Regions from separate parts of the Mus musculus genome. Here region 1 is linked to region 2. Evidence: chromatin loops called from intact Hi-C (ENCODE). Cell type or tissue: gastrocnemius. All regions are shown on one strand. Each heading gives the region's core, and the rest is flanking DNA. Links, peaks and the distances in the headings are about the cores only. Region 1 overlaps Rbpj (recombination signal binding protein for immunoglobulin kappa J region). Region 2 has its middle 59 kb from the start of Gm40303.

Evidence for each region. A loop is a pair of places that touch in the nucleus more often than their neighbours do. Peaks named below come from ENCODE experiments on the same cell type or tissue, not always from the same donor. Only the 100,000 strongest peaks of a DNase experiment are listed, where the experiment ranks them.
Region 1: it touches region 2 in a loop (7-fold over the local background); 5 of 42 quality-filtered maps call a loop at or near these places.

The regions. Positions count from the first base shown.
Region 1 is chr5:53,634,391-53,642,723 of GRCm38, forward strand. It overlaps Rbpj (recombination signal binding protein for immunoglobulin kappa J region), which reads left to right. Exons shown (of 11, transcript NM_001080927.2): 3 at 1,572-1,667; 4 at 7,634-7,799. Among named protein-coding and RNA genes, the nearest start is that of Rbpj, 48 kb to the left of the region's middle. In gastrocnemius, for the core only: a CTCF peak has its summit at 4,482; no DNase peak of the experiment used is centred there; H3K27ac peaks cover 1,273 bases.
Region 2 is chr5:53,322,429-53,330,761 of GRCm38, forward strand. No RefSeq gene overlaps it. Among named protein-coding and RNA genes, the nearest start is that of Gm40303, 59 kb to the left of the region's middle. In gastrocnemius, for the core only: a CTCF peak has its summit at 253 (motif pointing left); DNase peaks (open chromatin) are centred at 946, 3,819 and 7,348; H3K27ac peaks cover 1,096 bases.

The sequences.
Region 1 (8,333 bases), core at 244-8,243, 310 kb after region 2:
TCAAGTTCCATGACTGGGACCTGTGTACAAATTTTGACAGGGTGTTGGACTTCTCTCAACTTTTGTTTTTATCTTGTTTTGGTTTTTCCTTTTTTTCATGTGTATTACGGTGGGACCTGTGTACAAATTTTGACAGGGTGTTGGACTTCTCTCAACTTTTGTTTTTATCTTGTTTTGGCTTTTCCTTTTTTTCATGTGTATTACGGAATCTTCCTCAGTCTCTCTTCCACTTTCACCATGCCTGTATACCTGGTCTTGCTCCAGGGATCTCCTGGCTCTGCCTTCAAGGCAAGGAATTACAGGCGGGTCGCCATGCTCACCTGGCATTTTGATGAGGTCTGGGAATCTGGCCCTCTTGTAAAAGTTTTAGCCACCAAGCCATATCCTCAGCTGCTGTTTTTTATTTTATAATCTCCACCCCCATCTTATTCTCTGAGCTGTCACTCATCTCCAGTAGTTATGCCCCAGTACCCTTGCTATTGGCAGTCTGTTCAATACTGAGAGAGATCCTGTGCATGGTCCTCTGTCCCCTACTCCCTGACCTAGGTAGACACCTGTTTCAGCACTGGCTCTGCCATGCCCTTGCTAGGAGTGCACTGCTCCATTCGGTTCTGTGCCTTCAGTGGAAGAGGTCCATACTCTGCCTGCACTGTGTACACTTTCCATGCCTTGCAGCTAAAACATTTTTCTCAGTAAGAATAAATGTCATTTTGGTTTTCTCATTAGACCCCTTTAGCCACCCTGAACCAGGTGGCTCTTAGCTCCTGTATTCAGATTCTGAAAGTAAAAGCTGGGTGAGGCTCTGTGGTTTATCCAAGGAGTTCAGTGTAAAAGTGACACAAATCTATAATTCCCTACATTTAATGACTTGATGACAGCTGACAGTTTTGACTGTCATTTGGATTGTCTTTATTTATAATGTAAGTTAAATTTAATTTAAATTTATTAAAAATATTCATTGATTATCCTGACTTTAATTTTGTGATATGTAAAATATCTCAAGACTTGATATTCTACTTAAACCTGTAGAGTTTTTTTTTTTCCCCTCCTATGTGGCACTTAACTTAGGTAAATAAATATATATATACATTGAAATTTTTATAAAACATTACTTAATAAGCATGTGGCAGTTTTCATTTGATATAATGTTCAATTTTTTGAACGTTTAATATGTTTCAAAATTTTCAATTAGCATCTTTTTAATATATTTAACAAAATCCTTTGGGAGACTGTTAGTTTCGGGTCAGGCAGTAGAAGTTTGGGTGATTTGATGTTTGGTTGTGACTTAAGGGAGAAGGTAGAGGAGCAAGATAAGCTATAGAGAAAGTCAGTTAACTATATTACCAGTGTAAACGTTAATTGTATTTTAACAGCCAAAATGCAGAGTGAAGGTGGGTTTGTATTTCCTTAGCACAGGATCTTTTAAGGAAGCTCATGCAATTGTTTCTGGTTTTGTGTTTAAGTTTGTTTGTTTAAGAAATGTTCATAAGCATTCCTCTCATCTGCTAGAGTGAAAGAAGGCTTTGACAAAAACACCCTCCCTACAATAGTAATTTTATATTTGATTACAGGGAAGCTATGCGAAATTATTTAAAAGAACGAGGGGATCAAACAGTGCTCATTCTTCATGCAAAAGTTGCACAGAAGTCTTACGGAAATGAAAAACGGTAAGATTATTGAGCATTTGGGGCAAATAGTGCTTATTTTATAATTTGCATATGATTTACATTTATGTTTGAGACTTGGTTCTATTCCTTGGTTCATTTGCATAGTAGAAAAGAAAAAGGGCAAGTGAGATGGCTCATGGAGTAAGAGGTCCTGAGTTCAAATCCCAGCAACCACATGGTGGCTCACAACCACCCGTAATGAAATCTGATGCCCTCTTTTGGTGCATCTGAAGTCAGCTACAGTGTACTTACTTATAAATAAATAAAAATCTTTTTTTTTTTTTTTTTAATGTAGGTAAGAGGGGGTGGAGTGGGTAGTAGGAGTAGAATCTTGGGCCTTTCTCTTATTAAAATGTTCTTTAATGAGCTCCAACCCAGCCCTATTTTGTTTTACTTGATGTGTGAAACTTGATTACTGATTTTTAGTTAAACATAGAAGTTGATGTGAAAAACCAACTCTTTGTTCATTAAGTTGGCCCTAGATGAATTTCTAGGTTTGGGTTTTTAAATAAGAAAATTTAGTGTATGTGTGTAGTGTGTTCTCAGTTCTAGAGCTAAGTGTAAATAAATGGTCATGGCTTAGGAACACAGATGTAGGTCACCTCAAATGCTGTGTTGTAATGTGAATATGGTTTGTAAAGTTATAGAAAATAAAGTTATAAATCAAGAAACCTTTCTTGGTTATTGGGTTACAGCTAAGGGGTATACTGCTGTCGGATGACATCCTTGGCTGTTGAGTTGGTGTAAGCCAGTAGTCTGATAATACATCTAGAAGATTTTATGTGATAGCCACCGGCTCTTAGGTCAGGCACAGGTGAATGACTGTTGAGACTAAAGATAGCCCAAGAGAATTTAGCCCTGAGTTTGCAACATTCCAACTCTCGACAGTTGTGGCATTATAATCAGTCAGCCTTGGTGACATGGGTGTGACCTTTTTCTGGGAACTTGAGTTCGCACTAGTCAGTTGTTTTCTAAGCAAAACAGGAATGCTTCTTAGCACTGAAGAATGCTGTTTAAGGCCAGTTATGCTTTTTGAGGTGAAATAGAGAAGATTGCCTAGCAACTCTGGTCTTGAACCAGGGAAGTACTCTACCAGTATTAGGGTTTTAATATGCATTTTAAAGGAAATGAAGCTAAGAAACTCTAAACATATGTGCTGCCTTGGCTTCAATTGATTGTTATCCTTGGTACCAGCATTGGGACTCCTACAACTAATTCCAGGGTTTTAAAATTCTTTTATTTTTGTAGCTTCAAAAAAATAGGAAGTCACATTAAGCTATTTGTATGACGTGAAATCCCACAGGCATGTGCTATCTCCTGGGTGTAGTGTTGATGCTGCCTTACTTTTTACCGCCTTCTGTGGGTTAGCAACAGCAGGGTGTCAGGGCCGAGGAATAAGGTGCCTCAAAAAGCATAGTCCTTGTGAACCTCACTCACTCTTCTCATCCATCCTTGGCTAGGTGAGACCAGCCAGGCTAGCCCTCACTGAAGCATGGGGCAATCACACTAGTCACTTGGGCTCAAACACAGGCAGTGCTGCCTCTGCTTTTCAGTCTCTGGAGTTTTGACAAAGCCTCTTATCAGTTAGATAATTTTCTTCACTTACTCCCTTTTTAAATTATGTTAGTTGCTAGTGTCTAATTAGTTAGACCTATACAAAGTCACATGGCATTTAATTTTATGTCGGATGGCTGAGGCCTTCTGAAGTTATAAGGGTTTGCTAGTTATTGTAAGAAATACAGGACCACAGGGCTGCAGCGGCTTATCAAGAATTATAAACGTTTTAATAATTGTCTTTATTGTGGTAGCCTGTTTTTGTTTGTTTGTTTGTTTGTTTTTAACCTTCTATTATTTAGGTATGGCTTAGTCGACCCATAACCCCATTAAATACTTGAAGAATTTTAGGTTTTAGCCTCCAAGAAAAAGAATGAATATGTTATAGTAACTACTTTCCTCTGTCTTTTGTCTTTTGAATCATGTGTATTAAAATGCTTCCAAGGAGGGTAAATATGTGTGCTTGCTTGTCTCTCTGTGTGTGTGTGTGTGTGTGTGTGTGTGTGTGTGTGTGTGTGTGTGTGTGTGAGAGAGAGAGAGAGAGAGAGAGACAGAGAGACAGAGACAGAGAGGGGTGTGGCTGGCTGGTTTTCCTGAAGCTTCCTTGAGGATTAAAGAGGTGATGGATCTGCTCTCCATTTTCTGGAAAGAGGAGGAAAGTCTGTCCTCCTTGATGATATTGGTTCAGGCTGTTTTAAAGAGTTGCTGAGGTATGAGTGAGACATGAAATAACCTTGGGACGTGGCCACAGACACTTTGGCCACATCTGTCATAGAAAGTAATTCCAGTAAATAATGCTAAAATTATCTGGCCAGGAAATTTCATTTAAAAGGCGTAAATTGGTATTGATAGCTGTGCCATAGACAGATAGATTAAATAGATAGGTAGGTAGGTAGGTAGGTAGATGGATAGGTAGACTGATATGACATTAGTGTTCAGTATTGTCTACTGAACAATTATATGAGAGGTGCTCTTGGGACAGTTACTGACACTAGTAAGTGTTACCTGGGGTAATTGATGGACCAGGAGCTCCCAGGTGTTCCTTCAGTGGTGACAAGTTTGGATTTCGTCTAACCAAACTTAATTGTCATACCAAGCTAAATAAAAGCCCTTTTTTTAACCTATTGGGTTTTTCCCCCATGTATGTTCACAGGACTTGAGGGGAAGGGATTGTTGTTAAATCATTCACTTTATGACTAAATTTTGCAATGAGTAAAATCTTAAATGTGCATATATCGCCACCAAGTGGGATAGAATAGCATTGCTTGTCAGCTAAAAGATGCCAAAAGAAAAGAAAGTAAAAAGGAGACATTGTTTGATAAGACAGTTAAAAGTTTGACCGCTGTTAAAAGTCAGTTTCAAACACAGAAATGCATTTTAATTGTTGTTTGTTTAATTATAATATGCACTTTTATTCCATAGACTATTGGAAAGTCTGTTTTTATTGTATTCTTAAAAAACTTTCAAGGTAGAATCTTGATCAGTGGGTTTTTTGTTTCGTCAGACTATATCCCTAGCCTTGTTTATGTTGTTCTGGAACTCACTGAATAGACTAGGCTGGCCTCAAACTCACAGAGATCTGCCTACCTTGCCTGTGAGTGCTAGGTTTAAAGGCATGTACCCCTAATGCCTGGTTTCGATCAGAGATGTTTGTTTGTTTGTGGTGTGTGTGTATGTGTATGTGTTTTCAAGACAGGGTTTCTCTGTGTAGCCCTGTATCCCTGGCTGTCCTGGAACTCGGTCTGTAGACCAGACTGGCTTCAAACTCAGAAATCTGCCTGCCTCTGCCTGGGATTGAAGTGCTGGGATTGAAGGTTTATACCACCATTGCCGGGTTCCATCAGAGTTTTATATAGATACCTTTTAGTCTGACTAAAATTAGTCAATTTTATGCTGTTAATTTTCTGTGATTTTTTTTTATCACATTTCTATAAATATTCCAAATATTCATTCCTTTATCATTTCTGTGTGCATATAGCCTTCAGATATGAAATAAAAGTACTTTGTAATAATGTATTAATCATTACTAATATCAAATCATTCAGATTTGATAATACCAATTCACCAAGGAGTTTTAATAATTCAGTGTCCAATAAAATACTAACGTGGGATGAAGTTCCTGAGAGTGTATTAGCCTAGGTACTTGAGATGTGTCTTGCTATGCATTTGGTAGCCTCTGCCATTAAAAGCCTGAAAGATCCCTGGCATAGAAGTAAACTAAACCAATTACAAAATATGCCCAGCCAGTATAAGCATCTCTACAAACTTGGAGTGACATGGTCCTGGGACCAGTACCTGGGCCATGACCTTGATATCCTTGTTCCCAAGTGTGAACATGCAAGCTTGAAAAGCTCCTCTTGTTTTGTGTTGCTTAATTAAGTATTACAGAAACACCCAGAGGCTTCCTACTCTATACTCCACACTCTCCTCTCTAGGACACACTTGGGCTACTCAACCTTTTTGCCCCCAACTTCCTCTCCATGGTTGATCCCCTTCTAACCAGCCACGGCTTCTATATGCTTTGTCTTCCTTTATTTTAAATGCTGCAAAGTTTTCCCTGGCTGCCTCAGACAGTCCATATTTTAGTCACCCTAACCTGGCTTTATTTTGTAAGTACTTCCTACTAGCTAACAGAGTCTCTATATTAACTTCATACCCATCCTTTCCCCACCTCCACCCCCACCCCCTCCTATTAGAGTGTAAGTTCCATGAGGAGAGTGACTTTGTTTGATTTTGTTGTTTTTATACCTGGGGATATATTAAGTATTTGAAGAACTAATAAATACTAAATAATCCCAGCTCACTTCTTATACTGTTTGGTTTATAGTAGGATTAGCACCTGACCAGGGTTGTGAAAAGAAAGTGCCAGTACATTTGGAGGCTGTTAAGTAAATGCTATTCTTGGTTTACCTCCTCATAGACCTGAGACTTTATGCACAGGTGCATATTTTATTTGTTCACTTGTGTATCTATCTATCTATCTATCTATCTATCTATCTATCTATCTATCTATCTATCTATCTATCATCTATCTATCATCTATCTATCTATCTATCTCGACCTCTATATAGTTCTGACTATCCTGGAACTCACTGTGTAGACCAGACTGGCCTCAAATTCACAGAGATCCGCCTGCCTCTGCATTCAAAGTACTGGGATTAAAGGTGTGTACCACTATGCTCAGCAATACAATTTACTTTTCTTAGTCTGAGTTTCAGGTAAACTTGATTCCCAGTGTCAATTGACTAGAAGATGTCACTGGCCAGTAGGAGGCCTGTGTTTGTAGCTCAGCAGTGTTAGTACAGAGCCACGTGCTTGGTCATCTTTCCCTGTTGCTTTCTTATGATTGGAACTTGGCACAGGTAGTTGATTATTGTTACAGTGAGGCTGTTTTGCTTATAGCAGGATTATCAGAATCAAGAAACACTTTTCTGTATTCGTAACTATACAAAAAGTAGGAATCACCATGAGGGCCTTTTGTTTTAAGAAAGAGGGGAAGGAAGGTAGTTCTTTGTGTAAGATACTCCTACATGTTAACTACAGACCTACCTAGTTCATCATTTATACTGCTTGCCTGGTTACTAGTCATTTGAGTTTTCAGGCCTCTTTACAAAGGGACAGGACACACATTTTAAGGTATGTACATATCGGTGGCTATCATTAGGCAAAGGTACATTATATATCATTGGGGAAGTACATTCTGCTCTACAGTTAGAGATAAATTCATAATTTGATTGTTAGGTTTTGACAGAGTCATTGTATGTGGAGAGAACTTGGGAGGATGCTTTTTGGCATACAGAAGAGCAAATCTTTTAGTAATCATGAGCAGAAACAATACAGTGTAGTTTTCTTTCAGTCCAAGATGTTTCTCAGTCCTGAAACCCGGTGTTCAGGAGCTAAGGTACATAGACATGGACTCTGTAGAACTCAGATCAAGCATCTGTTTTGTCGTCTTCCTTAGTTGCCTTACTTGGGGTGTTACTTTAATGCTAGTAATCCAGGTAAATTACCAAATAAAGTTAGATGTAATATAACAAGAGTAGCATTAAAATTGATGATGCTGCTGTCTTGGCTAGGACTTAGTAATCACAGATTCTGTAGTGATTTATTATATCTGTGTCTTGTTTGCCAAATTCCAGTAGAGTAGTTCAGAGCCTTGAGCTATGAGAATTCACAGTTCTGCTTAAAGCAGGACCAATCTAACTGATGGTATAAGTAAGTCCTCAGATTGTATTAGAACAGATAAGAAAGTCTTTATATCAGTCCTTTTGACTTGACAGTTTGCTTTATAAATGACCAAAGTGCTATGTTAGGGACCAATTTAGTACATTGAAGTATGACTTTGAATTCATATTTTAAAAGATGAAATATGATCTTGAATTTAATTTTTTTCTGCCACTTTTTTTCCCCAGATTTTTTTGCCCTCCTCCTTGTGTGTATCTTATGGGCAGTGGTTGGAAGAAAAAAAAAGAGCAAATGGAACGAGATGGATGTTCTGAACAAGAGTCTCAACCCTGTGCGTTTATTGGAATAGGAAACAGTGACCAAGAAATGCAGCAGCTGAACTTGGAAGGGAAGGTAAATTCAAAATGTACACTCTGCCTTCATTCTTGCAGTGTTTATTTATTTTAGTTTTTTCCATACCAGTGCTTATTGCACTTATTTTTAGTGCTTTTAACAGTGACTGTTTAAATGTGTAAATCAGAATCACAAGTATACCTTCAGGACAGCTATGGCCTGCTGGCTCATAGTGTGCGGGGTAGCATTTAAAGGCAGCACCAGGAGGCCTCTCCAGCTTCCTGCCTGTCTTAGTTGTAAGTCAGATTTCTATTGGGAGACTAATCCCTCATTTTCTACCTGGCAGTATTGTAATACTCGGATAGTTATGAAAATGTGTCTCTCAGCTTTGGTTTATTCTGTGTTCCTATCTTCATCCCCTGCTGGGAAGTAGCTGCTAACACATGATAGAGCATGGGTCTGGGCCTAGTGGCCTTGGCTAACCAATACCAGTCCAGAACACAAGTTACACAGAGAATGCTCTGTCTACTGGCTTTCTGTATGTATACTACTTTAATTCAGAAGAACAGTTTGTTCATTTATTACTAAAATTCA
Region 2 (8,333 bases), core at 133-8,132:
GAGCCCAGGTTGATCTTAAATTTGCCAGGTAGCAAGGATGGCTTTGAACTCATTTTCCTGCCACCGCCCCCCCCCCCCCATCTCTCTGGTTCTGGAATTACAGATGTGGAACGCCACATCTGGCTTCAAAAATGCCTTTTTCAAAGAGAAGGAAAAAAAAGGAAAGAAAAGAAAAAGATTGCATGGTGATGTCTGTACAGAACCGAGGAGCAAGCCCAATCCAGTGCAGCGCCCTCTACAGACCCCTGTGGGACACAGGCCCCCTCTAGGAATGAGCAGAGCAGACTGGTGTTTCTGACGGTTCTGCTCAGCACTTCTGTCCGTAGTGTTTCAATCCATCGCAAAGGGCTACAGACAGGTGCTTAAACAATGGAAACCGATTTTCTCACAGTGCTCAAAGTGAAAACGTAAGGTCTTGGCAGGATGCACTTCTATCGCCGTCTCTCCCTGGCCTGTAGACGGCATCTTTCCTTGCGACTTCCCAGGGTCTTCTATCTGTGTGTCATGTCCTAACGTCTCCTCACAAGCCCAGCAGACAGGCCGAGGGTGGGGCCCACCCAGGTGGCCTTGTTTGGCCTGACCTCTTAGAAGGCCCCATCTCCAAATGCTGTGAAGTAATAATGTCTCAAGTGGCTGAAGGGTGTTCACAGGAACTTGAGGTTGATGAACCTCTGCTTACAAGAGGCCAGGAGCTACTATTTCCTGGTTTTCAGAAAAGGAAACAGGGGGACAGAAAGATCGGTAACTTATCCCGATATATAGCTAACAATAGAAACAGCGCTGAGCAGAACTAGCCGGATACTATAGCCTGAGCACAGAGCTCCTGCCTGCACACACCCACACCCACAGAGGTAGGGCTGTAGCCATTCATGATTCTCTAGTGCAGCAATCAAGACTTAGGCGACACCTCTTGGCCAAGGTCACTTAACTTGACAGATGGCAGAACAGGAGTTCCAGCCTAGACATCCTGTCTCCAAGTCCAGTCCCACGAGGCCCCCTTAACAGGCTCCTTTGACAGCAGATGGGGTTAGCAAATGGTTCTAGGGAAGTGGGGGAGAGTTTGGGGATAGTGTAATTGATCCTCTACCCCGTGGTGTCCTTACAAGGGATTTTGTGAGACAATGGCTTCCTCGCACCATTGACATAAGTTTTTCAGGAACTGCGATGAAGCTAGAACATATCCAGGCAATGCTGATGGAGAGGATGTGAGTCCAACCTCTTTGAGATTCCCACTCCCTTGTAGGTTTGCCCACTTCTAGGTCCTGTCCCAAACAACACAACCCTTCTTAATACTAATAGCACTCATTAGGGATGAATCTACCCCCCATTTCAAGTACCTTTTTGTACAGCCTTCTTTAACCTTCTCAACAGCTCAGAGAGTCAAGGGTAGCATTGTGACTTCTCTGTTTACATACCAAGAAAGACCCTGGGGCAGCTCCTTCCCCAGGGTCACTTAGGCTGTAGTTGAGGGAGCCTGCACAGCCTAAACTCTAGCCCTCTTCATGGATAACTGACAGAGAACTGATGGATCACCGCCCCCCACCCCCCGACTTTCTTAATGTATTGCTTGGTTTTCCAGGAAAAGCTAAGCACACCTGCTCTATGACACATTTTCCCTTAAAACCTTTAATCAGGAAGGGCAGGGAAGACCCCAGGGAGACATCAGGGACCCTCTGTGGGGACGGGGTCCAAGATGCTCTGGGGCAGAGGAAATAATTCAATCTTGAAAAGTCAAGGGACACTTGGTAAGTGGAGTGACAGCTCCCTGGCTCTTCAGGGCTGGCTAGGGATTCACCAGGCAGACAGACAGATGTTGGCACAAAGGATAGCAGTGGCTGATATGTATGGAGCTGGGAACCACATAGAAAGGGGGTCAGCCCAGAGTCAAAGCTGATGATGGGGTACCATGCTGAGAGAGCAGCTTTATTTTTGTGACTATGACATTTTAAAGTCCCAAGGATTCTTGAAATGATGTGGTCTTTAAACTCCACGAAGGATTTTACTGACACTGCAGTCCCCTTAGTAGCCCAGGAGCCTCACAAGCCTCGTCTCCCATCCCAGGCCTCCCTTCTGGCCTCACCTCCCAGCCTCTGGTCTTCATGGCAGGCCCTCCCTTCCTGTTCTTCTGAGAAAAGCCAAGCACCTGACTTAGGCTTTGACCTTGTCACTCCGCATACCTAGCTTCTCTTCTTACCCTTTAGCACAATTCCATCTCATGAGCTAGCTATGGTCATCAGAACTTTAGTACCGCTCTCGAGAAAGGTTTATTAAATGAATGAATGAAGTCCATTTTAAAAAAAATTCCAATTCGTTGAACGTGAGTGTACGGAGAGCTGTAAGCCATCATTGCACTGAATAATTAACTGGGACACACAGTTGCCTTTCGGCATCCCTGATCACTCTGTTATGCCTGAATTGCCTGCAGGTCACCAACAGAACCTCTAGTAAGGGTCTGGGCTGCAGTCAAGGTGAGGCAGCTTAGCAATTTGGCTCTTGTGCTCAAGGCTCCATCTAACAACCGTGCTCCTACAAACACGTCTCAGCACCAGAAAAGAAGCCGTGAAATTGCCTGAATTGAGAAGCTGACAGGAGAGCAAAAGGGCCCTGTCAAAACCCAACTTAGCTAAAAGACAAAAAGGCAATTCTGTCTAGCTACAGCAGCATGTTCCTAAGACTGGGAGAGGGGAGAAGGATGGCTTCCCTCCCTCCTCGTCCCCTCCCCTTCCCCTTACCTCCTCCCTTTCTTCTACGCTTCCCCCAAGCCTTCTTTGGCCCTCACTGTCTTCCTACATCCTTAATTGAAGGGTGAGTGAAATCACTTGTCTTCAGGAAAAGATATTCCTGACAAATTAGTGGTGGTCAAAATAGCAATAATGTCTCCCAAAAGCGCAAGCACCCTCTCTCTCTCTCTCTCTCTCTCTCTCTCTCTCTCTCTCTCTCTCTCTCTCTGGAAGTGGAGAGTCAGGATCAGCTCTTTTGATATTTGTGAATTCTCTCCCCTATCTCTTCAAGGCACTGGCCTCTTGTCTTTGTTCCCTGGCTCATTCAGCACAACAACAGCAACGTCTCCGGCAGAAAGTTCCTGCATTCTGCAATTTTATTCAGGACTTGGGTTTACGTCTCACGGTGTTAGTCCCTCAGGGTCAATGATACCATTAGCTGATTATGAAGAAGCCAAGATCCTCTTTATTGGGTGCAGCTCTACATGGCTTTGTTTTGTTTCCAGATTGGGTCTGATTGTGGGGTGGCTTAACAAACACAGGGGTGGAGCAGCTTAAGTCATTCATGGCCAGGATCCTGATGAAGAAATTAGGGCTTACTGAAGACAAAAACACCCAGCCTCTTCTCTATTACGAGGAGAAAAGAAAGCATGGCTCTAAATTTTAAATGCCAACCAACAACTGGTTTTGAAATTGTTATTTAGCTGCAGTGATGGTGGAGACCCTGGGAAGCAGATGTCTCACAGTTCATGAGAGAGATTTTTCAACCCTTAGGAAAGACTCAGGTAGCCCTGAGAAATTCTGAGGATGAAATTTGCACGCTGAATTTCCTAAAATTCGGTGTGTGCGGGTGGTGGATTTTAAATAGCTGGAGTGTTCAATTTGTAGAGCCCCTTGGGGGTTAGGTAATTGCCTGGCAGCTTGTGTGAGTTCTGCTGGCAATGGGCTCAGGAGATTTACTCCTTGAAGAATGCGAGGAGAAGTGATTTCCCAATATTTGCAAATTGGCAAGCTGTGACGTTTCTGAAAAAGCAGATGGAGTTTAGGGAGAGCCCAGAGCAGTGGCCGGAAATCCCTGCACGGAGGATGCTGTCGGAGTCAATTCTCCATGTGAGCAGTAGATGGCGCTAGCTGCCTTCCCTGGCAGAGCTGCAGCCTCTTTCCCCAGGTTCTTAGATGGCCCTGGAGATTCCATCTAAGAAGAGCCAGAATTGCTTCCCATAGGAAGCATGATTGGGGGAGTGCGAAAAGGGGCTTGTGGTGTGTTCACGACTTAATGACAACACGTAGACTGGTCAAAGGTTAATGCCTTTAAAACAGTGGTGAGCTGTTTTGTACTGTTGTTTCCCAGTTGCTTCTTGTGAGGAAGGGGTGGTCCTAGCACGGAAAGATCTCAGCAGCCAAGAGCACTGTAGAAATGTGATTTTTCAGCTTGGGTAAAGATATGGTTCTTTTTCCTTCCTAATAGCTGGGAGACTCAGAGCAACCAAGGGGCCCTAGGCATGGGGTCTATAGGCACAGGATGGGAAAGTCTGTACGGAAGCTCAGCAGAGCACTGCCCACCCCACCCCTGTGCGCAGTGAATGCTGTGTCAGAAGCCAGGCATCTTCTCCCAGATCTGAGCAGTGTCTCTATACACAAAGGGACATAAAGAATCGCCCCTAGGAAACCTTAAGTTCAGATGACGCTGTGCTGTTATCAATCATTCCTGATCCATCTCAGGACTACAGCTGCTCACACACTCTTTTAAAATGCCTTGAATTATGGGAGGGAAATGATAAAAGTAAGTTGTGTGTGTGTTTGAATAAGAATGTATTGTGTCTACACTATTGATTGGCAAGGGAGAGACTAACAGGTCAGTTTGTGTATGAGTGAGGAAAGCCTAGGCTTTGATTTCAGATAATTCTCCTACCATCAGCAGGAATATTGTCTGTATTTATAATTTATACATATGTTGTTTATTTAGTAAGGATCTAGGAAGAAAACTAGAAACGACTGTAGGTTTTTCTCCCTCCCTCCCTCCCTCCCTCCCTCCCTCCCTTCCTCTTGCTCGCTTCCTTTCTTTCTCTTTCTCTACCTCTCCCTCTCTCTTCTTTCTTCTTTCTTCCTTCCTTCCTTTCTTTTTCTTTCTTTCTTTCTTTCTTTCTTTCTTTCTTTCTTTCTTTCTTTCTCTCTCTCTCTCTCTCTTTCTCTCTCTCTTTCTTTTTTCTTTCTTTCTTTCTCTCTCTTTCTTTCTTCTCTCTCTCTCTCTCTCTCTCTCTCTCTCTCTCTCTCTCTCTCTCTCTCTTCCTTCCTTCCCTTGACAGGGTCTCTATATGTAGATTTGGGTGTCCTGCACATGATCTTGAACTCACAGATCCACCTGCTTCTACCTCCTAAGGTTGTGTGTACCACCACAGCTGGCCACTGCAGGTCTTTCAAATACAGGGCATTTTAATAGAGGGAGTTTGTTATACACAGGAGGGTGAGCTGAGAAGCTAAACGGAAGGAGGTGAAAGCACCCAAAAACATCAAGCATAGGAAACCACAGTTGTCCCTAAGGCAGGGGGACGATAGAAACACTGGTGCCTTAAGATGACCAGGCAAGGTAGTGCTTCTCAACCTTCCTATTGCTGTGCCTCTTTAATACAGTTCTTCATGTTGTAGTGACCCCTAACCATAAAGTTATTTTTATTGCTACTTCATAACTTTATTTTGCTACCGTTATGAATCGATCATAACGTTGAGAACTGCCGAGGTGAGGTTTATGGCTGGTGTAAAGTGAAAACTGCCCACATGATCTAAAGTCATGGCAGGATTTGATAGCTTGGGAGAGGCACAGAGACTGGGGGAGCATCCTGTTGTTCATTTTCTCCTACCCTTCGGTCTTCTACCATACTATCCCATTGCCTAAACCCACCCAGAAGCCAGAGGTAAGAAGACCTTGAGTGGAGTTCCCTGGGATATAGAGATAAGCAGAGGAAAAGCAGGGATGGACGGAATGAACCCACAGCAGACAGGGAGACTAGTGGTATGTTAAAGATCTTGCTGTTATCAAGAAATTTGGATGTGTGGTTGTTTATCTGTGTGTGTGTGTGTGTGTGTGTGCACTCGCATGTGTATACACACATGCACTTATTATAATGTTGAGGTGAAGAATGTGAACCAGCTGTGTAACATGGGCAGGCAACTGGGCTTCTTTGCATCTCTTTCTCTGTACATTTGGATTAATAATGAGTACCTCAAGGATTTGTGAGGGATCAATAAGGTCATCTTTGTCAAGAGCTTGGAGTGATGTCTAGTCCAAGGTAGCCAGAACTCTGGACTGTGTTCTTTAAATCTGTCCAGGCTGTCTTGTGTGTGGGTCTAGTTTGTTTTCTTTTTTTTTAAGATTTAGTTATTTATTTTATGTATATGAGTACACTGTAGCTATACAGATGGTTATGAGCCTTCAAATGGTTGTTGGGAATTGAATTTTAGGATCTCTGCTTGCTCCAGTCAACCCCACTCACTCAGTCCCTGCTCCCTCTGTCCCAAAGATTTATTTATTATTATACATAAATACACTGTAGCTGTACAGATGGTTGTGATCCACCATGTGGTTGCTGGGATTTGAACTCAGGACTTTCGGAAGAAGCAGTCAGTGTTCTTAACCCCTGAGGTATCTCTCCAACCCGTCTAGTCTGTTTTCTAACTGCACACAGGTTCCTGCCCTATTTGAGTCCCTGCCTTCAGTGACAAGCTACGAGGGGAAATGGACACCAGACAAACCCTTTCCTTTCTAACTTGATTTTGGTTGTTGTGTTTCATTATAGCAATGGTAACCCTAATACTCAAACTCACTGTTGTTTGGGATGGCTGAGTGGCAGGCATGTGTTGGATTTGTGTGACAGTGTGTGAAGTGGACTGACATTTAGGAGGTTTTCAGTGTCTTCAGTTTACTGTGATTGACTCTGTGTGTGTGTGTGTGTGTGTGTGTGTGTGTGTGTGTGTGTGTGTGTGTGTGTGTGTTATGCACACCACACATGTATATGCTCCACGGTCAGGGGGAGGGTGTCAGGTACCTACTATCAGTCTCTGCCTTATTTCTTATTTCAGAGAAAGTCTCTCACTGAACCTGGAGCTAGACTGGCAGCCAGCAAGGCACAGAAATCCTTCCTTGGGGTTACCAGTGTGCACAGGACCATGCTTAGCTTGTTACCCAAATGCTGGGATTCAGACTCTTGTCCTGTGCCTGGGAAGCAAACAAACATGTTAACCCCTGAACATCTCTCCATGCCCTGAACTTGTCTTTAGCTTCTTGTAAATAAAGGTTGGTTGGCTCTACACAGAAGTTCCAGAGCAGAGAGTCCACCCCTCTGAGTCGCTGCTATTCGGATCTGCACACTGCCCTGTGAGCTAGATGTTTTCATCAACTTAGAAAATCAAGGTGCAGAGGAATTGAAAACATCCCAATGTCTGGGACAAGATTGGACCCAGGCCTGTGCTCCCTCCTCCTGCTATCCCACCCCAAAAAGTGTGGAGCGGAAATTTGCTTTTCACCATGGCCAGGAGTGTGTGTTGACTGTGGGTATGAAATGTGAATAAGAAGATCTGTTACAGATGCTCAAATGGCCACAGCATGACCCCAGAGGGTCAGAGCCAAGAGTGTGTCAAGTGATTGCAGATCTTGGCACTTTCCAGGAGATGCCAGGTATTATTGCCAATGGGCACAGCTAGCTGGTGGGAGAGGCACTCACGGAGAGCTGTGGTCTTGGTGGGAGAACACAGCTTCTCAATTCTACTGATTATCCCCAACCCCATTGTGTCCCTGTGAATGATGGCACTTTGTAATCAGAAGCTCAGCCAGTATAGAGTGGGCTCATTTGGACAATTGCTATGTATTTGCAAAGATGAATGTGGACCATTTGTCTATGCCTTGTTGTCTCAGCAGGTCTGGAGTCAATGCTAATGAGAACAGATCCGTTTTCCCCTCAGCATGATTTTGAGCACATTGTACCTGGGTTAAAAGACCTCCGTGGCAGCCCGTTACCTACAGGGTCGAGGCCAAGTGCCATGCTAGGATGGCATCGTGTCTTCAGAACTGGACTCAGCTTGCCTTTCCAGCTTCACCTGGGATTCCCACACACACTTTGCTCCATCTTCTGTGTGTAGGCCCCAGTTGCCTACCTTCAGCCTGCCTCCAGCTCTCCTGACTGTACCTTTGCCTGTGCCATTACCTCCATACAGAGGAAACAATGGTGTTTAGTCCAGGGAGCCTTCTACAGCCTTCCCTACTATCCCACTGAGGAAACAGACAGAATTAAGCCTTATGTTGAGCACTCACATGTAAATTCATTGACTTGTTTAAGATTTATTTGAATGCCTACTTTACACTGGGTACTGGTACGCGTGGCAATTCGGTAGTGAGTTTGATATAAGAAATGAATCTGATGTGTAATGTGTACCAGCGTTCTGGTACCGTCACCGTGGTGACCTACAACAGCACACATTTATTTGTTGGTTCTTTCAGAGGGCAGAACTGTGGAATTGAGGCATTGGCAGGGCTGGTTCCTTCTGGGAGCTCGGAGGAAGTTCCCCTCTGGGCCCCCATTGGCATCGGATGGCTGACTACCACCTTGGCATTCTCTGGCT